Regions from separate parts of the Mus musculus genome. Here regions 1 and 2 are each linked to region 3. A link is a loop called in an ENCODE intact Hi-C map of the cell type or tissue named here. Cell type or tissue: gastrocnemius. All regions are shown on one strand.

Region 1 (8,000 bases), 390 kb before region 3:
CAGACAAAAAGGCTGATCCAACATCCACCTGGGAAAGTTCTGTGGCTCCTCCCCCCAGGTCACAGTGACATGCTACACCCCTGGGATGTCCCTTCCTGACACTGCTGGGATTGTATCTAAATACCCACAGTCCAGAGATCACCTGCTCACCGGAGCAACACCTTCTCTGAACCCTATGCCCCTCCCCAGAACATTCTGGGCCATGGCTCCTAAGCTGACTCCTGGGGTGGGACTGCTCATCGCTGGGACCAGGAGAGAGCAGGGGCCTAGGCTGGATAGAACAGTGACAGGAGGAACCCAGGAGGTCCTCATCCACAGCCCCCATGAGCCTCTACTGGGGACCAGAGGTCCCCAGAACAGGTTCTCTGAACTCCTTGAGATATATAAAAACCGGGACCTGAAAGTCGCCCCCCTCTCCCCTGCTTTTTATTTGTCATGAAGTACTCTTAATGTCCCCAAACACCTCCCAACACTATACAACCATACTATATTAGCGCACAGTGGATTCACTTTCTCTGGAGCCCTATCAGCTTGCTGCTGTCACACTGTCACTGATGAGAAAAGTGGATAGGAGATGCAATATTGCTTAATAAATGCTCTCTCCGATTCGCCCTAAGAGTAAAAGCACCACCCAGTTGCCCAAATGAACTTCTTGGTTCCTCTCTTTCTCTCACTCAGTCCCCCTTTCACTTCAGACCAAGGGAACAAGCCTCCCCAACCCCCTGCAAGCACATCCCAGATCCCCTTAGCTTTCTGTCCCCTCTCCCTCCCCACCACCCATCCACCCACCTCTTGCCAGCCCTTCCCTGAGTGTGCCTGCCCTGTGAGGTATCTTTTTCGGAGCCCAGCATGGTTTCTGATCCCACGTGCACTTCTCACGCTATTCCCATGCCCAGCGTGGTGGATTTCTTGAGGTCCCTCAGACATGCTGAGCTCCTGGCTGCTTTTGTTTCTGTGTATCGGTGTCATCCCTTCTGCCTAGACCTCTTCTCCCAGGCCAGCAACAGCTGCCTCCACCCTTCCTTGAGGCCTCAGTGATGTCATCTCTCCAGCCAGGGATCCGCTAAACAGTGAGTGGTTCTCAACCTCCCTAATGCTGCGACCCTTTAACACAGTTCCTCAGGCTGGGGTGCCCCAACCATGAGAAGATTTTCATTTTTAACTCATAGCTGTAATTTTGCTGCTGTTATGAATCAGAATGTAGATATCTGACATGCAGGATATTTGATACACAACCCCCCTGGAAGGGTCGTGACCCACAAGTTGAGAAACGCTGCCTTAAGGCCCTACCCAGTTCTCCCCTGTAACATCACCCCATCCCTTGAACCTTTCCTATTCCCTTGTTTCCTGTGCTTGCGGGGAGGTCCCATGGGACAAGGGCCCTTGTCTATGTGGCTCTGTGCTGTGGCCCTGGTTTGGAACAGATGGTCAATAATTGCTTATTGACTGACTGAATGGCTCGTGTCTGGTAAGCAAACATGCATGTGCCCGGAAAATCCAAAAGGCGTTGGAAAGCAAAAGCCACTTAATTAGATGAGTCCAAAGCCCTGGCATCTCCGCACGGCTGGGGCTCCTGTGGCCACCACGAGCTTACCACATCCCCCTCAGTGACATCCTAGTTCATAGAAGCAGAGACAAAAACAGTTTAACTCACAAGATGCCCTGGGGGTCCTGGTCGTCCCTGGGGTCCCATGGCACCGGGCTCACCCTGCAGGATCAGAAAGAAAGAGGTGACACAGAAACTCACTCACCTGCACATCCGTGGCTACTTTCAGGGGAGAGATGAGCAGAGCTTGTGGTGGTGCCATGGAGGGCTGGACAGAGCTCTGAGCTTTAGACTCTAGCCTTAAAGGCCAGGCCTGCCTTTTGGGTGGTTGTCCAATGGTGCTCTTAGGGAGGGGACCAGTTATAACTGTCAAGATGGGGGGCCGGGGAGCGGGCGAAATTTCACACCAGAAGGCCAAGGAGAGAAGTCAGCCACTCTAATGCAGAAAATGGGAAGATAATGCAGCAGAGAGGCTACATCTCAGACTTAGTGGAGCCCCAGGCCGCATGACCACAGAACCCCAGTCCTTACCTCTGCCCCTGGCCGGCCACTGCTGCCAGGAGGACCGGGTTTTCCACAGTCACCCTAAAAGAGAGAGGTGGCAGTTTGGCTTGGTATCCCCACCCCCACATTGACCCTGGATCAAGGGAGCTCTGACATCTTGCTCTGGCTTTGGCCAGAGGACCTCTGATACTCTTCAAGCTGGTGGGTGTCAGCATCCCGACCCAGTCTGCTGGGCCCTGGTGGCCTCAGGAAGCCAGGCCTGGAGTAGCAGCTCAGCCAGGGGTCAGGTGGCAGGCAGTTTAAACCCAGGCTGGGCTGCCCAACTCAGGCGTTGGGTCTGAAGAGACCGGGGAAGTCTGTTGAGCTGAAGTCCTCCTTCTTACCTTAGGCCCAGGGAGGCCAGGATGACCTGTTTTCCCCTTGAAGCCCTGGAAGGAAAAGCAGGGAGATGTGGTGCCCGAGATCTGATACCCGAGATGCCCCCACACCTTCCTGCGCAGGCTATATCAGTAGAGTCTATTGCAACCATAGCATGAGGACATGGAGGCTCCGAGGAGAGCCGGGAGGGGGGCTCAGAGCTCCCGGCTCCTTCCTTCAGCTCAACTTACTGGAGGTCCCATGAGTCCGGGAGGGCCAGCAGGACCTGGGTCCCCCTAGGGAAAGAAAAGGAAGCATTGAGGAGGTTTGATTCAGCCCTGACCACACCCACTCTCCGCCCCACTCTGCTTCTGAATCTCCATCCCCAGGATTTGCTGGGAACCTTAGATGGGACAGAGGGAAAAAATCCCAGTCTGGCTCAGCCTCTGACTGACTGGGGACTGTGAACGAGTCCCAGCCCCTCTGTGGGCCTTGGTTTGGTTTCTTTTTGTTAAGGATGGGAAATGACCTTGATAGCTCCACAACCCCCCCCCCCCCCCCCGCTTTGCCATGTTCCCATTTCTCTGATTGCCCAGAAAAATCTCAACCAAGGAGCCAGAGCCTGCTTAGGCCTGTCATGATTACAACCTTATTCTTTCCAGAATACAGCCTACTTCCTCCAGCTGTCCAGGTTTCGGGATCTAAGTGGTATCTCTGTCACCATCCAATTCACTTAACCTGGCTAAGTCTATTAGGAGGCATGAGAGACTCAGGGGAGTCTGAGGCCAGCCGGGAGGAGACTTGGATACCCTGATTAAAGGGCGACTCCAGCTCACCTCATCAGCAGGGAGGGCTCCTGCCTCCCATCCAGCCCCATCTTACCCTCAGGCCAGGCTTGCCGTCCTTCCCGTCCAGTCCGTCCAGCCCAGCAGGGCCCTGCGCACGAGAAAGGCGTGGCTAGATGCTGCTCTCGAGCTTAGGAGGAGGGAAGTCTGACCCAGCCCCATGGTTGGCTCCACCTCTTACCCAACTCACACTGTTACCACAACATGCACACACACTCACACAGGTACTCCATCCCACATGCCATCGGGCCCAGAGGCCACACACTCACCTGAATCCCGGGAGGGCCGGGTGGCCCAGGGGACCCAGGCAAGCCTGAGGGACCTCGAATCCCTTCACTGCCCTGAAACAGGAACACCCAATGAAGTCAGGGCCAGGGATGCTAGGGGGTCCCTGGGAGTCAGGACATCTGGCTTCCTGTCCTGGTTCTACGTTGACTAACTAATGTATTCCACACAGTCTCCCTAAGAACCTGTGTCCTCACCCACCAAGGCCCCTTTCCCTCACGGCTCTATGGGGAGTGAGAACTTGCTTAAACCAGCCCCTTCTCAGGGTTGTCCCAGAGGCCGGTACATGTGTGTGTGTGTGTATGTGTGTGTGTGTTTAATTTATATTGTGTGTGGGCTTTCATGCCTCAAAGTGGGAAAGGTGAGGAGATTCCTGTACTCCAGGGTCTCATGGTCCCTGAGGGCCACATGCCTGCAGTGAAACACCACATCAGCTTTTCAAGGATGGAGCTGCAGATCTCAGGGATTGGGGTGGAGGCCCATGGTGGCCAGGCCTTAGGGAAAATGTCACAGGAGTGTCACCAGATGGTGGACTCTGAAGATGAGTCCCTGGGATGAGGCAGGAGGGAAGCTAGAGGGGACCTAGGAGAGAGAGATTTGGAAGTGGTCCCATGCCTGTGACCTGGGTGTCAGGGCCCTTAGGGTAGATGGACTGGGAGATGAGGCTGGGGAGGTGGGCACTGGACCTGGAGGGGCCCCACGTAACATGTGGCACATAGTCAAGAAACAGACCAGTGGCTTTGACATCGCTTCTCAGCACCCTGGGAGTTGGTGGGGGACCCTTGATCCTTGACCCTGGGAGCATAAACTAGGTTTCTGGGCCAGAGGATAAGATTCCAGAACCTTCTTCCAGGTCTTATCCAGAGCTTCCTCACTTGTGTCTGTACTCTATGAGGTTGCACGCAAACTTTTGTCTAATAAAAGGCTCAGGGACTGTAAAACCACCTGCAAACAGCCATATAGCCATGGAAAGCCCAAAGCAGGGAATTGGGGAGGAGAATAGGAGTGTGGACTGAGAGGTAAGATGCTTAAGGAAAGGTTGCTGTTTCCCCTGGGCAGCGGAGAAGCTCTGCGGCAATGGACAGACACAGCTACAGGGCAGAAAGTCGGGGGTGTTGCAATACCGCCATTGACCAGGAGGGGTCAGCACAGTTCTAGCCAATGTCAGCCTCGCTGAGAGTTGAGATGAAGCACCTCTATCCAGCAGTGTGGGATTCTCTGCAATGACCAGCCTAAGCAGGACTTGGCTACCACCTCCATCCTTCACTGGGAAGGCAGGCATGAGAGGGAGCTGACAGCCACCATAGGTCCACCTACGTCTGATGGGCACAAGCCTGGGGAGGCGGCAGAGGGACACTCATCTCTGATGCTAAGACAGTGTGTGCCCTGGATGGCTCCCTAACTTTTGGGTCTTCCAACTGTTTTCTTTTCCTCATTGTACAGTGAGAGGCTAATGTGTGGCTTCAGAGAAGAGAGGCTCCCAGAAACCACAGCGCCCTGTGGATGCCTCCTCCATCCAATGCTTAGAAATTAAGCCTGGGGTCTCCCCCAGCTCCTACCCAGTACATAAGGGAGCCCCAGCTTCTGCTGAGCCAGGGACGTCACCTCCAAACTGCAGCAGGGCTATGTGCCTAGCTTATCACTGTAGTTCTAGAGTCAGTCCTGCAGAGTTCCAAGGCTGCTGTCCCAAGATTATCACAAAATCACAGGTGACCCTGTGTCTTCGGGGCCCTTGAGGACAACCTACAGAGAGAGGCAACCCCTCCTCCAGGTATGCCTCCATTCAAGGGGTCCCAGTTTCATTCGTTCCCTGGCTCCTTGCCCCCTCTGCTTCCCCTTGAGAAATGAAGCTGGCTGAAGCTGGCCTGTCACAGTCTAGTTACCCGCCTCTACCAGTCCTGTGCCTCTACCCCCACCTTGTTTATGCCAGTCTCCTGGCAAATGGGAGCCCAGGCTACTCAAAGGCTGAGCAGGGGGGTAGGGAAGGGAGGATTAGGAGAGGGCGTGGGACCATCCACAGAGCCATCCGTTGGTGAGCACAGCCTGACAAAGATGGACTTGTCTGTGAATTTTCTCAACAGTGGCAACAGCTGCTTGGCTTTGGCAGAAGTGGGGTTCGGCTCACCTTCTCTGCTTGGGGGCCAGGTGGGCCAGGAGCTCCAGCTTTGCCTGGGAATCCTGGAGGACCCTGTGTCAATGAAGAAGTGGGCAGGGCTGGAGGCGGGGCTTCTTCCCCCTACCTTCTTGGTGGGCGCCATCTATCTGCCTGACCCTCCGTGGTTACCTGGCTCCTGAAATCTATCACAGCCACTTGGACTGTTTCTCCCACCCCCTACCTCCCTGGCCCAGGTCCATCTTCATCCGGCAGGCCCTGCTCCTCCCAGTGGGACCGCCTTACAGGGAACTTCTGTGTCTTTACTCACCGGTGGGCCTGGGAAGCCTGGCTGGCCTTGAAATCCCTAAGGGAAGAAATGAGGAGGTCAGCCCCCCCTTCTTGGACACTTGGTGGAAAGAGGAACAGGCTGGGGTAGCCTCAAGTCTGCAAGCTTTGTCCTTGTCCTCCAGTCTGTCCTAGATGGGCAGCAGGTGAAGTCCCCTCAACCTCCCAGACAATGCTCACCTGGTCACCCTTCTCTCCAGAGCTCCCCTGGGGGCCTCGCTCTCCTCGGGGACCCTGTTGCCACAGAGGAGAATGCAGATGAGAACCCAGTCTTCCTGTCTCTTGGGCCGCAGGGAGAGGCCAGGGCACTCCCCCACCCCCACCCCCACTCTCCACCCCACCCCACCCCACCCCACCCCGTGCCCGGCACTCACCGCTGGACCTTGGGGACCTGGAAGGCCTTCAGATCCTGGTGGGCCCTGGGGACGCAAAGTAACAGAATCAGTCACTCAGAAACATGAGGAGTGAGGCCCTGGGGGTGGGCAGAGCACGAGGTAGGGGTGTCCTCTCCACCTGGCCCTTCAGTTCCCTGGAACCAGCCCGCTAACTAATCCTGCTACCTCCTGGCCTACAGCAATCTGGCCAAAAATTATGAGCTAATCTCTCTTGTGTAGGTCCAGCTCTGACTGTGTCACTCGCTGGCTCAAAAGCCTTCCGGGGCTCCCCTCTGTCTAATGAATGAGGCATACGCTTCCCACTGAGGCTGGGTTTACAGGCATCCTGTAATCTATCACCAGCCACCCTTCCCTGCTTCACACCCCTCTCCCTGCTCCCTCCGCTATGCTTTCGCTCTGTGCAGACTGCTGTACCCTGAACACGCTCTGTTGGGTCGCACCCTCGAGCCTGGGCATGGCTATTTCCTCTCTCTGGAATGCCCACCATTCACCTCTCCTTCCATGTGTCCTGAACCCTCAGGAAACCAATGCTGTCCCTGCCAGGACCCACCCATGACCTCCTGCTCCGTGGACCTGGCACAGCTCCATCCTCCCCTGATCCTCCTTGGGGAAGGACCCCCTTTCCCTCTTCTACAGCATCATCATGCTACCCGAGCCCCACTCTGCTCAGGGCTCTCAGCTCTCAACATTCTTGTCTGTGTCTGTCTGTCTGTCTGTCTGTCTGCCCGTCCGTCCATCCATCCATCCATCCATCCATCCATCCATCCATCCATCCATCCATCCATCCATCCATCCATCCATCTATCTTTCTATCCATACATGTTTTTATCTGCTTCTTGCTGCAGGGCAGGGCTCACAGGGCCTTTTTTGCTCAGTGCAGACCCCTCAGAAGGACTCGCAGCACCCAGCCTGCCTAGGAGACCATCCTGTGGCAGAGTAGAAGAGTGACAGGGTTGGCCTGGCTGGCGTTTGTGAGAAGGGGAGAGATGGCTCCAGCTCTAGCTTAGCAGATCCCGGCTATGAGGGCTGAGGTTCTTCAGCAGATAGACATGGACTCCAGCCCAGCCCTCCTCCACCACTAACTCACTCCCTGGCTGGCTGCAGGCCTCTGGGTGAGTCATGTCACTCAGGAGCCTGTGACTTCATATGCTAGCAGTCCTCAGCTCCTTCCTTCAGTGTAGGACCCCCATGAAGGTGGCCTCAATAGAAGAAGAAGAAGAAGAAGAAAAAAATTCCTGGCCCTGATTTGGCAGGAGAGGGGAATTCTGCCAGCTGACTGGGCCCTTTCCCTCTGACTTCTCTGCAAGAAGCCTGCTAGGATCTCCTCACAGCCTCTGCCTCCGCCTCCGCAGCCACCAGCCTGTGCAGAGCAGCAGCTGGAGTGACTGGGGCAGGGGCAGCAGGGGTCACTGGCTCCTCCTCACAGGAAGATCTCCAGTCCAGCGGATGAAGGTGGCGGTGGGGGTGGGGGGGCACCCTGCTTGACGCTCACCTCACATCCATACCCATGCTGCAGCTTACCGATTCGCCCTTCTCTCCCGAGGGGCCAGTGTATCCTCGCTCTCCCTTGATACCCTGATGAGCAACAGCAGAATTAGCTCTGTGGCCTGCCTACCATGGTGCTAATG
Region 2 (8,000 bases), 230 kb before region 3:
TACAAAATCAATGAGCAAAAATCAATCGTTTTTTTTTTTTTTAATATGCTAGCAGCAGCCAGACACTGCAATTTTTAAAGTTTCCACGTTAGAAAGGCGTGGAAAATATCAAGCAGTATGAGTGGTTACTGTGAGCCCTCTGATGGGAAGACCACCTCATCCCCTGGGAAGTGACACGAGGTCTTGATCCTCTGATGCAGACACCATCTTGGAGGGTCCACGGGGAACAGAGAGAGCAGGAGTTAGCCCACCTGCAGCCCGACTGTAATGAGGACATGGGGAGACTGTTCTGAGCACACTTCTTGAAGGCCGGTGCTAGGGTCTCCCAAGAAGATGCACAGATATGGGAAGAACAGCCCTAAGTGTGAGCAGCACCATCCCATTGGCTGGGAGCCTAGACATACCAAATGAGGTCTGTAGCAAGGGAGACCACTCAGCTTCCTGGTCACTGCCTCTGCCTCCCCCTGACTTTCCTGTGGTGATGGACTAGAGCCTCTGAATTACTCGCTAGGATAACTCCTCCATGGGATGGTTCTTCTCCAGGATTCTCACAGCTGTAGAACACCACACAGGGCGGGGCAGTGATGATGAGGGCCTTTAATCTCAGCACTCAGGAGCTACGTAGGGGAAGCCTGAGTTCGAGGCCAGCCTGGTCTACAGAGCAAGTTCCAGGACAGCCAGGGGCATAGAGAGGAACTCTGCCTCAAAAAACAAACAAACAAACAAACAAACAAACAAACAAACACCACACAGAAGAACTGTTTAACTATGGGCCAGGAATGCAATACACTATAGAATAAACAACCTCATTTCTTCAGCTTCTGGGAAAAGGAACAAAACCCTACAAGAGACAGGGGAGCCCGTGGTTTAAAAGAAACATGAAATACTTATCAACCACTTAAAAATGGGCAGACTTCATTTGGATCCAACATTAAAAGGCAGACTATAAAAATAAATCAGGAGCTGTGTATGGGGGTACATACGTTTATCCCAGCACTCAGGAGGCAGAGGCATGTGGAGTATGAGTCTGAGACCAGCCTGATCTATACAGGGAATATATGTGTGTGTGTGTGTGTGTGTGTGTGTGTGTGTGTGTGTGTGTGTGTGTGTGTGTGTGTGTATCAAGGCATACATCACTACCTCCATCTGGATTGAATAAGTATTGAATTGTTAATACTATTAAGGAATTGTTGCCATCCTGAAAAGAAGGTGACACTTGGTAGCTAAAGTGGTGTGGAGAAGAGGGACTCCATCCCACGAATCAGAAATCACATTCTGTAAGGAGCTACACAGAGAACAGGGCCAGTAACAAAGACTGTGTCCCCTTGACCAAACTCTATCCAGGTTCCTGCAAGGAACCAATTCTCAAACTTATGTCTATAAGGACTTAAAAGCTCAACACTACCCCCCCTAGGATGACCCTAGTCTTAAATCACCTGCCTGAGGAAACCCAGCGGAGACCCTCAAGTTCACTGCTAGCTCTGCCAATATCTGCAGACAGGGCCAGTTTCCCAGACATAATATCTGGCCCAGCTCTGTCCCTGTTCTTTAAGATGCATAATTATTTCTGTACAGAAAGGAACTGAGAGGGTTCAATGGTGGCAGCAATGGAGGTGGCAATGCACGCCTTTAATCCCAGCACTCAGGAGGCAGGGACAGACAGATCTCTAAATTCAGGGTCAACCTGGTCTACAGAGCAAGTTCCGGGACAGCCAGGGCTGCACAGAGAAACTGGGTCTCAAGAAGCCATAGAAGAAGAGGAGGAGGAGGAAGAGGAGAAGGAGGAGGAGGACAATGGAGGGAAGGAAGGAAGAAGGAAGGAGGATGGCTGGCTGGCTGTGGTTACCAGGATCTAGAGGTAAACAGGAATGGGAACGGGGAATTACCGTCTGATAGGTGAATTCAGTTGTAGGGTGTGTGTGTGTGTGTGTGTGTGTGTGTGTGTGTGTACTAAATGCCACTGACCTATATACACTTAAAAACTGATTAAGACCCAAATTTTATGTTATATGTATTTTACACAATAAAAATTTTTAGAATTTCTTTCACCAACAGATACTGTAAGAAACGCAAAATTGTGGACTTGGAGAGACTCTGGCTCAGTGGTTAAGAATACTCGCTACTCTCACAGAGGACCTGAGTTCTGCTCTTAGCACCCGCATGGTGGCTCACAACCTCCTGTAACTCCAGCTCCTGGGGATATGAGGCCTTCTTCTGGTCTCCAAGGTACCCACTCTCATGTACAAACTCACACACAGGCACACACACATCCACAAATAACAATAAAACACAACTGGAAAGGAATAGTATCCAGAATATATAAAGAATTCCTATGAGTTCATAAGATGTTAACATACACATATATAAATGTGTGTATGTATGTATGTGTGTACATATTTTATATATACACATATATAATATATACTGTATATATGTATATATATACATATATATATATGACAAAGTTTTAACAGAGATGGCTAAACTAGATGAAAAGTTTCTTATATTAAGGAATTAACATGAAGGCAAAATCAAGACCACAGAGACATGCTAACTATCTCTACTTTGGCAAAAATCAAAAGCTGATAGCATCAAGTGTTGGCAAAGATGTGAAATGACCGAAAGATGTCTACAGAGCCAGTGGGGTGCACACTGCTTCGGTAACTCTACGGTCACACCACCCCAGACACACCTGACCTCCATCACTTTGGTGAGTCCCTAGCACTGAAGATGTGCGTGCCCTATCACCTAGAAATCCATCTCCAGAGGTCGTGCCCTCTGAAGATATTCTTGGTCAACTATGCCAAAGAATATATTCTAAACTGTTCACAGCATCTCCATGTGTAATAGCAAACAAACAAACAAACAACAAAAAGCACTACATAGTCCCACAGGCTGTAAATATATCTGTGGCATGTGCCTGCAGTGGGTACCTGCTGCCAGCATTTAGGATTGGTGAAATCAGGAGAACATTACTAAGTCTTCTGTGCCTCAGTTTTCCTATCAGCAAAATGGGGATAATACCAGCATCCTCCTCAGAGTGTTGATTCTAGGACCATGGCATCAGCACCTGAGACATGTCAAGCTCTCTCTACCAACACTCGTTGGTGCCTGCCTCAGAAGGTCCCCCTCCTGGAACCTCTGCACTTCCTCCAACCAATACTGAATCTGCTGATCTTTCTCAGTCTCCCCTAATCCCACTACCACTCCACTCCTGTAACACGCCCCACTGCCCAAGCCTCCCCTCTTCCCGGCATATTCCTTCTACCTCCTCTGTTCGCTGAGCATCTATTTCCCTTGTCCAGACCCACCCAGCTCAGACAGTCGGGCCCTCCGCCCTACTCCACTGTCAGGGCATCCATGATCTTCTGAACTTCAACTTTCTGATTACCCTGTCTGTGCCCCTCCCAGGTAGGAGCCCTCCCCGCCCCCTGCTCTGCTCCAGTCATCCCACAAATTACAACAAAGTCCAATATACATCTGAACCTCTTACGCAGGCCTTTGGCAGCCTCTGGACTTGCACAGGCCTAAATACAAGTCCCAGCTTTGCCCCGTCCAGTCACGTGAAACTGACTGAATCAATGGCCTCTGAAAGCCAATTTTCTTTTAGCGGTTGGACAGAGATATTAACGTTGACTTTCATGCTCTTGTGGGGATTAAATGAGATGTGTGTAAAACTCCTGTTAGAGCAAATAAACTCCCTAGTCAAAAAGGAGCTGGGGGCCGAGGTGTGGCTTCACCAACGGAGTGTTTGCCTCCCTTCTGTGAAGCCTTGGGCTCAGTCGCCAGCACCTCGTGGGACAGACTTGGCAGCACAAGCCAGCAAGCTCAGCACATGGGAAGTAGGAGGAGGCTCAGAAGTGCATAGTCCTTAGCTCCACAGTGAGGCTGAGGCCGGTCTAAGATACAGGAGACCCCGTGTCACAAACACACACACAAAGCTGAATCAAGGAGGCGAGAGAGAAATCCGTTGTTTGGCTGTTTTCAGTGCAGGGAATTGAACCCAGGGCCTTATGCATGCTTGACAAGTATGCTACCCCTGAGCTACACTCCCAGATAAAGTGCCATTCTTAGGTCACCCACTGGGAACACACTCTCCTCTCCCCTTGCGCCTCCTGACACTGGGCAACTGCGGGCTGCACCTTGTGCTTGGGTGTCTGGGTCAGGGCAGAGAAGCTATAACGGCATCCTCAGGGAAGAGGGCAAACTAGCAGAACCGCCCTCCCCATACTGCCTCCTACCCCATCCCCAGAGCAGCTCCTGATCTCTCTGGATACAACAGAACTCAAGACAGAGGGAAGGGTGGCGTCTTGACCCCTCTCCCTCCAAGACCCTCGGTTTCAAGGCAGAATACAACACCGCTGGCTGGGCTCTCCTCTCAGAGCTGGGTGGTCCTCAGGCTGAGTGGATGCTCTCTCTCTTTCACAGAGGAGGCAATTACAACTCAGAGAGGAAAAGCTCTGCCTGGTGTCTCTGTGTACCGAGAGCCTGACCTTGAACTCTTCGGTCTGGCTCTGCTTCCACCCAGGCAGCCTCCAGCAAAAAGTCGTGGGGTCCCCTAAAGGCTCTGGCAGATGACTGGCTGGGCTCTGTGCCCATGCTTGCCCATGCTTGCCCACACCCCACTCTGCTTGTCCTCAGCCACCCACTGCCCGTCCCTGTCACAACCCAGCCCCAATTCTTCTCCTGCAGCTGGCACCGGTTTCCATGGAAACGGGTTGTTTGGGCAGCTGTGGGATGGTACGCTGAGCTGCAGTATCCAGAATGATGCTCGGAGCAACACCCAGTTCTGGGCTGCATCGAGCCAAGCCAGGCAGGAAACCTGGTTACGACATGGCACTCCGGCAAGCCCCCCTCCACCGAAAACACTGTAACCCTGGGAACCCCAACCCTGCCGTTCAATCCAAGTAAGTTGTCTGGAGTGGGGAGAAGCCAGATGTACCAGAAACCTCTCCCCAGCATCCCTGCCTGAACAACAAAACTGCGTAGTTCTTGTCACAAGCATGGAGCTAAATGGTAAATGTGTCACCACGGTGACTCCTCACCACCCTCCCCCCCCCAAGGTATTATTAACACCCTCGTGACATCCCGGAAGGTGAAGGCACTTGCTTGGGTCATCAGGCAAAGTGAGGCTGAGTGGCAGCTCTCAGAACCCTCCAGTGGCTGGAAACGAGGAAAGGAAGTCCTTGCTCATTCTCTCATCAACGTGCCCACGGCCGTGACAAAGACAGCTAGACACGGCTCTGACGCAGGGTCGGGAAAGGCAGAACTTCTGCCGAACCATGTGTGCCAACCTGGAAAGACCTTCAAATGGTACAGAGCCCAAAAGGCGAAGCAGCCCCACACCATGCTGCGCAGTCTGACAACCTATTCACACACGAAAAGGCCAATGGCAGACGTTCACGTACAGAATCTCATGAAAGGAACCTGAAGGGCACAGGCTCACACCGGTGTTCCTTCCCAATGAACGGCAGTCTCAAAGGCATCCACGGGGCTTCTTACTCTACCAAAAAAGTATGCATTTGTGTGTGTGTGTGTGTGTGTGTGTGTGTGAGAGAGAGAGAGAGAGAGAGAGAGAGAGAGAGAGAGAGAGAGAGAGAGAGAGAGAGAGCATCCATGCAGGTGCAGAGGAGGGGGCAAAATGTCACCCTCTATCACCTCCACCTTATTTTCTGAGACAACAAGGTCTCTCACTGAATCTGGAGGTAGGCTGACAGGCTGCCGCCAGCGAGCCCCGGTGAGCCTCCTGTCTCCATCCCCCACAGTACTCAGGAGACACAGGCATCCTGGTCCATGCTCAGTTTCTTATTCGGGCATCTCGCTTTTGCAGGACCCCTCTCACCCGCTGAGCCATTTCTCCAGCTCTGGGTTCTGAAGTGGCAATATCTAGCTTCTTTGGAAAGTTAGTTGTGTCAAATGATGTTTTGCTGGGGCACACAGGTGAAAGAATGTCTTGCTAAAGCAGACATGTGAACGGATGTTTTCCTGAAGCAGACACAGGGGAAAGGACGCTGGAGGCAGGAGTATAACTATGACCCCACAGACAGTGGGAGACGAGCACTGAGCATTGGCTTGGTTTGTTCTGCCTCCCTATGCACTATGCATCTCTAGGCAGCCATTGAGAGAAGCTTGCCCAAGAACTGCTCATGAGGTTCCTGCAAACCCCCCCCCCCAGCCTCACTGAGGCCAGTTGGGGAGCCTAACGGTTCCTCAGGATTGAGCGACAACTGCTGGTTCATGCCTGGTGTCGGCCTGCGGAGAGAACTGGTCTGTAGCTGCCAGTTCGTGTGTGCTGTCTGCCTGTCTAGAGGACTGGTCTGCAGCTGCTGAGTCGTATTTGGTGTTTGCTACAGGACTGAACTGCTGCTGCCAAAGAAGATGGAGCTTGCTCCCCCAAAGAACTACTGCTGAACAGGTCAACTTCCCCACCAACACTACCCAGTGGTGAAGCCAGAGCTTTGTACATAGTAGAATAAGCACCCTGCCAACTGAGCCAAGTCTCAGCCTAACTGGGACATATTTTAAATATCAGAAGGCAAAATAAAATAGGATACAATTATGCCAGTTTGGGGTAAGACGAGATGAGTGTAGGAAAAAGATTCGTGATAGGCCTGTTCTGAACTCAGGTCGTGCTGGGGGCTGCCGAGTGCAGGGTTTGCAGCTCATCCTCCTTAGCGGCTTTCTTGTTGTTGTTTTGGTTTGGGTTTTTTTTTTTTGTTTATTTGTTTATTTTGTTTGTTTATTGAGATGTGTAACCCTGGATATCCTGGAATTCACTCTGTAGACCAGGCTGGCCTCGAACTCACCAGAGATCTGCCTGCCTCTACCTCCAGAGTGCCGGGATTAAAGGCGTGCGCCACCACCCCTGGCTCCTCTTTATTTTCTAAGACAAATTAAAATTCTTTTGAAATGAAAGATGACTAGTTGGGGGACTGGAGAGATGGCTCAAAGACTAAGCATGTTTTTTGCTCTTCCAGAGAACCCAAGTTCGGTTCCCAGCACCCACTTCAAAGTTCACAACCACCTGTGACTCCAGCTCCAGGATGCAGCGCCCCCTTCTGGCTTACACCGACTCCTGCACTCACGGGCATACACTCCTACACAGACACACAGGCAAAGTGAATAATAAACAACAACGAAGCAGAGCAAGTGTTTTGAGTCAGGTGTAGTGACACATGCTTGCAATCTCACCATGCAGGAGTTGAAGGGTCGAGGGTCAGAAATTCAGACCAGACTTGGCTACATTGGAAGTTTGAGAATAGCCTGGACCTTGACCTACCATCTCGACAAAAGCCAAAATATAGATGCTTGCAAGAATAATATCACAGAGTTGGGATAAAATTATCCTACAAACAAGGATAAACACATAGGCAGCTCATTGCCTCCTGTCTCAGTGTTACTAATGAGCTCTTTGACCCTGACTGGTCATTTTATCTCTTGGAGCCTCTGTGACCAAATCAGTGCAATGGGTATATATCATCAGTGTTTACCTCAGAAGTTGTACAAAGATCTCAGATAACACACTCAGCACCTGGCATGTTGAACAAGCTTAGCCGATGACATTGAATGCGCAAGCACACAAGACAAACTTCCTGGGTTTGGTTCCCACTGTCACTTCCTTTTCTTTGCTTCATATAATTATATCAAAAGCATCTAGCACATAATACACGTTCAATAAATATAAAAGCAATCGGTTATATGGGAAAAATAAGTACTATCTTCCACCCCTGGCTTGTAGACATTAGATATGGTTATTAACAAAATTCATATCATAATTAAACAGACAACGAATGCAGAGAGAAACAGTGACAAGAGAGAACACGGAAGGATGGAAGCCCCGACTCCATCCCTGTGTGAACTTGGAGAGGTCTGTTAATTCCCCCGAGCCTCAGTTTCCCCATCTGGTAAAGTGGGCTAATTCTTGTCTTGAGGGACTATTACTAACACTATAAAAAAAGCAAACATCACTCAGGTGGCAGAGGCAGGCGGATTTCTGAGTT
Region 3 (8,000 bases):
ATGCTTATGTGGATTCTTGTTAAGCAGCAAGCACTTTTATGCACTGAGCTATCTTGCTGCCCCAACCTATTTTTTGTTTGAGAAGATTGTCTCTCTGAAGTCCTGGTTGTCCTGGAATTAGCTGTGTAGAGTAGGATGGTTTTAAACTTAGATCCTTCTGTCTCTGCCTATTGATGGTTGGGATTAAAGATGTGCTAGCATACAACCTAATTTTTTTAAGTGAGGGAAGGCACTAGAAAGGAGCTAAAGCGGGAACTCCATCTTTAAGCATGGGGACGTGAGTTTGATTTTCTTCTTCATGTGATAGTGTACATTTATAATCCTAGTGCTGGGGAGGCAGACAGGCAGATCCTTGACTTGGAGCCAGCCAGCCAGTCTAGCCTCTGCTCAGGTCTCAGCAACAGAGTCTTTTAAAACATGGTGGAACAATTGTCTAGTGCATGCATCAAGCCCTGAGATGGATTCCATGGTGTCCTGCAGCCCCCAGGCTATGGTAGATTAATATGATTGAAAATGAAGATTAGAGCTGAAGAGACGGCTCAGTGGTTAAAAGATTTAAGAGTGCTTGCTACTTTTTCAGAGGACCCAATTTGGTTCCTGGCACCCAGATTGGCAGCTCACAATCACTTGTAGCTTGAGATCCAGGATTTGATGCCCTCTCTTGGCCTGCTTGCACCTTGGCCCAGAAAGGCACACATATACATATAAAAAGTGAGGCTGTAGAGAACTAGGTATATTCAGCAGCTCCTAGAACATAACTTAGTGACTAGGTATGGGAGAAGAGAGATGTATTAAGATTACAGGCTGAAGCTGGACATGGGAATGAGAACAGGCCTTCGAGGTGGGAGGATCAGTGGCTTTTAGAAGAAGCTGGGCTGGAGAGTGGCTCAGCCTTGGTTCCTGGCACTCGTACTACCAGGTCCAGGGGATCCGATGCCTCTGACCTCCTGAAGCACGTGAGTTCAGGAGCAGGTACACATGTACATGCACGCATAATTTTAAAGATCTTTTCAAAAGTAGAATCACTTCTGTGGATTTTTACATAATATCAGGCCCCAGCCCAAGCGTCCCAGGATAAGATGTGTCCTCTAGGTATAACCCTGAGATGGACCTCTGAACTTAAGATAGAACTTCCTTGCTCCTTTTTAAACTCAAGCTGTTTTGGTTTGGGATAAATAAAGCATTGGATTTTGAAAGCTGGAAGTGGTGGAGCGTGCACTTTGAAGGTCGAGACAGACAGACCTCTGAGTTCAAGGCCAAGCTTGGTCTACATAGTGAGTTCCTAAATGAGGCCAAGTGAGACTCTTGTCTGAAAACAAACAGGGGCTGGATCTCAGCAGTTAAGAGCACTGCCTGCTCTTCCAAAGGATTCAGTCAATTCTTAGCACTCACGTGGGCAGTTCACAGCTGTCTAAGTACAGACCCAGGGGATCCAATACTTCACACAGTTGTGAATGCAGACAAAGCATCAATGTACATAAAATAAAGTTAATTTAAAAAAAAAAAACTGAAAGCCAGATGTGGTGGTACACGCCTTTATTCCTAGAACTCAGGAAGCAGAGGCAGGTGGATTTCTGAATTTGAGGCCAGCCTGGTCTACAGAGTGAGTTCCAGGACAGCCAGGACTACACAGAGAAACCCTGTCTCGAAAAACCAAAAAACAACAACAAAAAAACAAAAAACTGAATGTAGTGACAATTCCGGGATTTTGGTTTCTTTAAAAACACAAATATAAGTATGTGTTACTGCAGGCTGGAGAGATGGCTCAGTGTTTATGAACACTGACTGCTCTTTGAAGGTCCTGAGTTCAATTCCTGGCAGCCACATGGTGACTCACAACCATCTGTAATGGGATCTGATGCTGTCTTCTGGTGTGTCTGAAGACAGTGACATTGTACTGGCATGAAATGAATAAAAAAAAAAAAACAAGAATGTGTTACGGCTTTAATCCCAGGTGGGGGGATATGATCCTGCCTCGCACTGTCCACGGCCGCGGACTATGATTTGCTTTGTGCTCTCGCAGCGGTGTGGTTTTGCCAGCCACAGAGAGTTTTTGTGATTGTGTAACATTTGGAATTCTGGGAACTTTTCGGAGGGTACGTGAATTCTAGGGCCCAGAGAGGTGGGTTGGTGGTGGTTCAGGAGGGATGGTTGTTGCCATTTCCTAGTCCAAAGAAGAAAGAAATGAAATTCAGATCTCTCTCTCTCCACCTCCCCCCTCTCCCTCTTCTGTCTAGTAAAAGGTTGAGAAGAGGTGGGTGAGGTAAAGGGTGGAAAAGAGCCCACAAAGTCACAAATCCCAGCTGTACCTGAAAGCCAAGTAAGGCCTCTCAGCCCCCTCTTCTCAGTCATCCATGGGTGGGAGAGCTGCATAGGGTTTGAGACATAACCTCATTGCCAAAGAAAGCTCACAGAGCCTGTGAGCGTTTACCTCCTGCTCATCTGTGTGTACCTAGGAACCTGCCTGCTGAACACAGCAAGGAGGGTGGCGATGGACAGGTGGGCAGGGAAGGTTGGAAGGTACAAAGCCTGACCAGATGAAAGCTGAGAAACCCCCATAGCTTCCAGTTCCTTAATTTTCCACTTTGTGTCTTTGCAGCTGTCAACAGAGCCTGGATCCCAGGAGCGACCTGCTGTATAGAGGCTGGCCTGGGCCATAGAAACCCAGGAGAGGAGTCAACAGTTGTGTTTCACCCCACCTCTTGATCTGATTTTCTCACAGAAAGCCAGGCAGGATCTGCTACTTAGGAGTCTTTAGTCCCACATGGAGTCCTCAGAGCTTCAGGGGCTCAGTGCTAACCGTTCAACCTACTCAAGGCATTTTAGTAGGAGGGGCTGGGGCTTAACGTGGTGTTTGATCACTTCACTTGCACTTGTAGAGGACCTGGGTTCACTTTATCTTACAATAAATGAATGAATAAATAAATAAACAAATAAATGGCTTTAAAGAGTTGAAAGGCAGCAGACATCGTAGCGCACACCATTAATCCCCGCACTCAGGAGGCAGAGACAGATGGAGTTCAAAGCCAGCCTGATCTACATTGCAAGTTCTAGGACAGCCAGGTCTACACAAACCTGTCTTGAAACACCAAAGACCAGGGACTAAATCCCTGGTGTGGCTCTCCAGGTCAGAACACTCAGCTCCTGTGCTATTCCCGGTCTCTTGTTTCTGCTTAGTTTCCCATAGAATGTTCTGGAACATACTACTATATATGCCCCCCACTGTCACACCTTTATTGGAACCTATAGCCTGGGTGCCCTTGGACATTCCAGAGGACTCCCAGAAAAGAAGGTCACCCTCTGTAATCTGTGAAGGAAAGTTGAGAATCATTTACTTTAGGTAAGGCATTTTAAACTCTGAGCCTGTGTTCGTCTTTGTTAGCACTTGTCCACAAGTTCTTGAAGGGTGGGGCTGTTCTGCATCCCCTCTGTACTAAAGTTTTCAAGTATCTGCCTCTGCATGAAGCGTTCAATAAAGGCTTGGTCAAGCGATGAACGGTGACTAGTTCTACCTACTAGCTTCTGGGCCAGTGGTCTAGCCTCAGCCTTTCTCTTCGGAGATTGTAAGTCATGTATAACCTCCAGGTCCAGGATAGCTGCTTGAGGGTCACAGCCGGTTACAGGGAAGCTCAGAGTTGAAGTCAAACATCTTGGCTTCAATTCCAGTTCATTCCTTTGGTGTTTATTCCATAAGCGATTTCTCTCCCACTGAAGGGGAACCCGAGAAACGTTTTAAATCTGAAGAGCTGGGCAGAGTACAGCCCCAACATTCTTCCTTTCTTTCAGGCTTATTTTTAGAAATTCTGTCACAGCATCCACCTCCGTTACTGCTTAGCATCCTAGGGATCTTTCTCTTGAGAGGTCTGACTTAGGGTATTTGGCTAACCCACCCAGCTGCCCTGCTTGTCAGTCACCTGCAAGCTGAGAAGGATGACGTCAGCTTTCCCCAAGCCTCTGGACTGCTCTGAGACATAAATATTTTAAAAGGGCCTTTCTCTCACCGTTGCCAGGGTGATGGACTCTCAGGGGACGAGTGGGAGTGTGGAGGCAGGACGGGCTCTGGAAGGGTGGGTGTGAGGCCTGGCCGCCAGCCAGGACTAAGCTCGGGAGGGGAGGCTGGAGCTGTGCCTTGCGTGCCTCTCCTTCGTTGAGCCCTTAGCTGTTAGGATGCTTCCAGGCCCGTCTCTGGGCTCAGATGCCGTTTGGTTTTTGGTAAGTTGACGTTTTCTGGGCCTTGGTTTTAACATCTCTTGGTGTTGGAGGAATCTCGTCTTAGTGCAGGTAAGTGGAAAATAAAGAACGTGAAAGTATTCTGTGTTTGTAATGCTGTGCTTCCTTTGCTAGTAAATCCTGGTTAGAGAAACTAGATCCTGTTGCTGCTTTCTGAGGACCCAGCCTCCCTGTAGTCCAGTCTGGCGTCAAACTTCTGCTTTCTGAATTCTGGAACTGCAGGCATACACTACCGCCACTGTCCTCTGTTGGACTCCTAGTGCCACATGGATGCTGCTCCCACATAACGATATTCTCGCCTTCACTTCAGCACACGTACGGTGATGTTACATTGAGATAGTGTCCCACTTTAGTTCAGACTGGCCTTGAATCCTGGCTCAGGTTCCAGCTCTTACTAATAATTTTTATTATTTTAAGATAACATCTCCCTTTCTGCCCTGGCCTGGCCTAGCCTGGATCTCATACACAGAAATCCCCCTGCCTCTACCTCTCAAGTGTGGGAGTCGGGTGTGCACCACGGTGGCTGCCCCAAGCACCTAGCTAGACTATGTGGATAGCACCAGGGATTCTAGTTGGGTAATAATTTAGAGTCAGAGTTCATGGGTGTTAGGGCCTAAGACACACAGACACGAGTTTAGACTGTACACCTGCCTGGTCATCTTGCTTTGTCTTACGCCACACGCCCCAATCTTAGCACGTATCTGAAAAGGAAACTGGTTTCGCGTCCCTGTTGCTTTGGGAACTCCTGTTTCTTTGTATGTGGCTCCCTCTGGCGGGTGTTGATGGTAAGGAAGTAAGATCAGATATAAGACTGACATACCACTCTGAGAGAATGAAGTGGGGCAACTCTCCCAACTCCTAATGACAGCCACCGGAATTGTCATACACTGTGTCTCTGCAATCTACCCACAATCTAGTCCCCACAATAATGAATAGGAATTAATTCTAATTCTCAGACAGATTTGAAGACCTGGAATCAAATTCTTTGCAGCATTTAGGATCCTCAAATGATCTTACCATCTTACCAATCTGTTTTTCTAGCTTCAATTATTGTCTTGGTTTTATTTACCATTAATACAAAATGCCCCAACAAAAGCAGGTCGGGGAATGAGTTTATTTTATCTCACAGTCCAATTGTAGACCATATGATAATCAAGGCAGCGGTAACTTGAAGCTGCTAGTCACATCCACCGTCAGGAGCAGAGAGGACAGATGCGTAACACTCATTTTCTCCTCAGTCCAGGACCCAAACCTCGGCGTGATTAAATGAGTCCTCCCTCTTTGTTGACATAATTAAGATAGTATAGGCCAACCGGATCAAGAAAATGCCTCTTTGAAATTCTTCCCCAGCTATTCCAGGTTGTGTGTCCGGTTCACAAAACTAATCTCAAATATGCTCAAGCCGACCAGACTCTTCTGGAGGAAATGCTAACTTGAAGCATTGTGCTGCCGGGTGGTTGTTGGCACACGCCTTTAATCCCAGCACTTGGGAGGCAGAGGCAGGGGGATTTCTGAGTTTGACGCCAGCCTGGTCTACAAAGTGAGTTCCAGGATAGCCAGGGCTACAGAGAAACCCTGTTTGGGGGGGGGGGAGGAAGCATTGTGCTGTGTCCTGCCCCTTCAGACTACAGGCCTGTCAAAACAACATGGGACCTCAAACTGGCTAGATGGCTCAGTGGTTAAGAGCACTGACTGTTCTTCCAGAGGTCCTGAGTTCAAATCCCAGCAACCACATGGTGGCTCACAACCATCTATAGTGAGATACGATGCCCTCTTCTGGTATGTCTGAAGACAGCTACAGTGTACTTACATATAATAAATAAAACTAGATTATTAAAAAAAAGAAAAACAAAAAATCATGAGGCCTTTGCTTAGTTTAGCTCAGTGTTCAGGCTGGCCATTGCGGCAGAAACTTTTAATCCCAGCAGAGGCTAGATTTCTGAGGTTGGAGGCCAGCCAGGACTAATGAGTGAAACCCAATCTCAAAAAGCTTCCCAGTGGCTTGCTTTGTTATTATCTCTGTAAAACATAAAATGTGAAGTTTGACAAGAACATAGGTATGAGGGCTGATGTATGGAAGGGCTAACCACACAAAGAATGAAAGTGACCCAAGAGATTAGAACAAGAACACCCTTGAATGGTCTTATATTAATCATCTAAAATGTCTTTGGGAGACCAAATCACTTGGCAGCTGGGGTGGCTGCAGGTGACATTTCTTCAAAGCCTTTGCTTTCATCAGCCATCACAAGGAAATCTCAAGATTTCTTTCTTGATAGCTGTAGTGTATATACTATGAAAACATCTCATTTTACCTCACTTAGATCACTAATTCCCCCTCCCCTCGAGCCAGCCACTTGTCTGGAGTTGCAGGGCTGTTGGAGTGCTTTGACTTCTCAATCATTTGCCCACTGGAACTTCAAGAAGACTCAGCCACAAATGGACTGAGGGAGGCAGATTTCCCAGGGGAGAATCATCTTTCTTATTGGAAACAATGGATGTCCAGCAAGCGGTCATAACAAAGCCGGTTGGACCCATGGGTGCCCTTGCTGTCTTACACTGAGTTGTAGGTATGCCAAGTCAATTCAGTAAATATTTCCTGGGAATTCGCTATGTACGATGTTCGTATTTTTTACACTGTAGATTCATAAACATTACCAACTCCACAGGCAGTTACCAGATTCAAGAGATGTTTCATCCCGTATGGTACAAACACACTTTACAAACCAACAAAAGACCATGCTAGAGATTAATCCCAGGGCCTTCCAACAGACACTGGACCATTCAACAAAACTTACTCATCTCAGAAACCAGGTCTGACCCCTCCTAGGAAGTTGTTTTCATACTATCCTCTGCCTACTGCTAAAAGGGATCGTTCAAAACATCCTGTTTCTTCATTCAGGTGTAGCAATTTGTTATCTCTGTCCCCAGGATATAGCAGTAACTGAAAATATGGCTAGGTGTCACCCACATTCCCGCAGATGGCCCGGCTTTGGTGTATGTTTGGCGCTCACAGAGACTGGAGGAGAGCATCAAATCCCCTATACTGGATGCACAGACCCTTGTGACCTGCTGTGTATGGGTGTTGGGAATTGGGTTTGGGTCCTCTAGACTCTGCTAAGTTGTGCTAACCAGTGAGCCATCTCTCTGGCAATTTTCTGTGTTACTGTGTGTGTGAGGTGAGGTGCCAGTGCCCTCTGAGACCAGCGACAGGATCTCCTCCTGTATCCTAGTTAGGTTTCTATTGCTATGATAAACACCAGGACCAGCCAGGCATGGTGGCACACGCCTTTAATCCCAGCACTTGGGAGGCAGAGGCAGGTGGATTTCTGAGTTTGAGGTCTGTAGAGTGAGTTCCAGGACAGCCAGGGCTACACAGAGAAACCCTGTCTTGAAACAAACAAACAAAAACCACCAGGACCAAGAGTAGCATGGTAAAGCGATTTCTTTCATTGTAAAGTTATGGTTTCTCATGAAGAGAAGTCAGCAGGAATCTGGAGTCAGAAACTGAAGCAGAGGCCATGCGGAGAGGTGGCACTACCCACAGTGGGCTGAGCCCTCCCACATCAGTCATTAAGAAAATGCCTGCATGCTTGCCTATTGGCCAGGCTGATGGATGCAGTTGTCATCCCCACATTACTTACCCTCCTTTTTACTTCTTAAACATATCAGGCTGAATGTCCTTGCATTATTCCTCTGTCTAGAATCTTCCCTCTCCCCCAGATACTTCCTCTGACTCATTTCAAGGAAGCCTGCTTTCTTTCCCCATCCTA

The links. Peaks named below come from ENCODE experiments on the same cell type or tissue, not always from the same donor. Only the 100,000 strongest peaks of a DNase experiment are listed, where the experiment ranks them.
Region 1: a loop joins it to region 3, with 2.4 times the contacts of the local background. A loop is called at or near these places in 17 of 42 quality-filtered maps.
Region 2: a loop joins it to region 3, with 2.7 times the contacts of the local background. A loop is called at or near these places in 22 of 42 quality-filtered maps.

Annotation. Positions count from the first base shown.
Region 1 is chr4:130,084,215-130,092,214 of GRCm38, reverse strand. Col16a1 (collagen, type XVI, alpha 1) reads right to left here. Exons shown (of 70, transcript NM_028266.5): 51 at 7,894-7,947; 52 at 6,352-6,396; 53 at 6,158-6,211; 54 at 5,961-5,996; 55 at 5,663-5,725; 56 at 3,522-3,593; 57 at 3,290-3,343; 58 at 2,659-2,703; 59 at 2,434-2,478; 60 at 2,078-2,131; 61 at 1,655-1,708. Among named protein-coding and RNA genes, the nearest start is that of Gm46871, 9.0 kb to the right of the region's middle. In gastrocnemius, a CTCF peak has its summit at 4,662 (motif pointing right); DNase peaks (open chromatin) are centred at 6,550, 6,910, 7,463, 7,705 and 3 more places.
Region 2 is chr4:129,931,084-129,939,083 of GRCm38, reverse strand. All of the region lies in intron 2 of Spocd1, which reads right to left. Among named protein-coding and RNA genes, the nearest start is that of Spocd1, 6.3 kb to the right of the region's middle. In gastrocnemius, no CTCF peak of the experiment used is centred here; a DNase peak (open chromatin) is centred at 4,660; H3K4me3 peaks cover 571 bases.
Region 3 is chr4:129,698,660-129,706,659 of GRCm38, reverse strand. It overlaps a transcript of Tmem39b not described here and a transcript of Khdrbs1 not described here. Among named protein-coding and RNA genes, the nearest start is that of Tmem39b, 5.8 kb to the right of the region's middle. In gastrocnemius, CTCF peaks have their summits at 4,990 (motif pointing left) and 6,007 (motif pointing left); DNase peaks (open chromatin) are centred at 4,071 and 4,994; H3K4me3 peaks cover 485 bases; H3K27ac peaks cover 1,815 bases.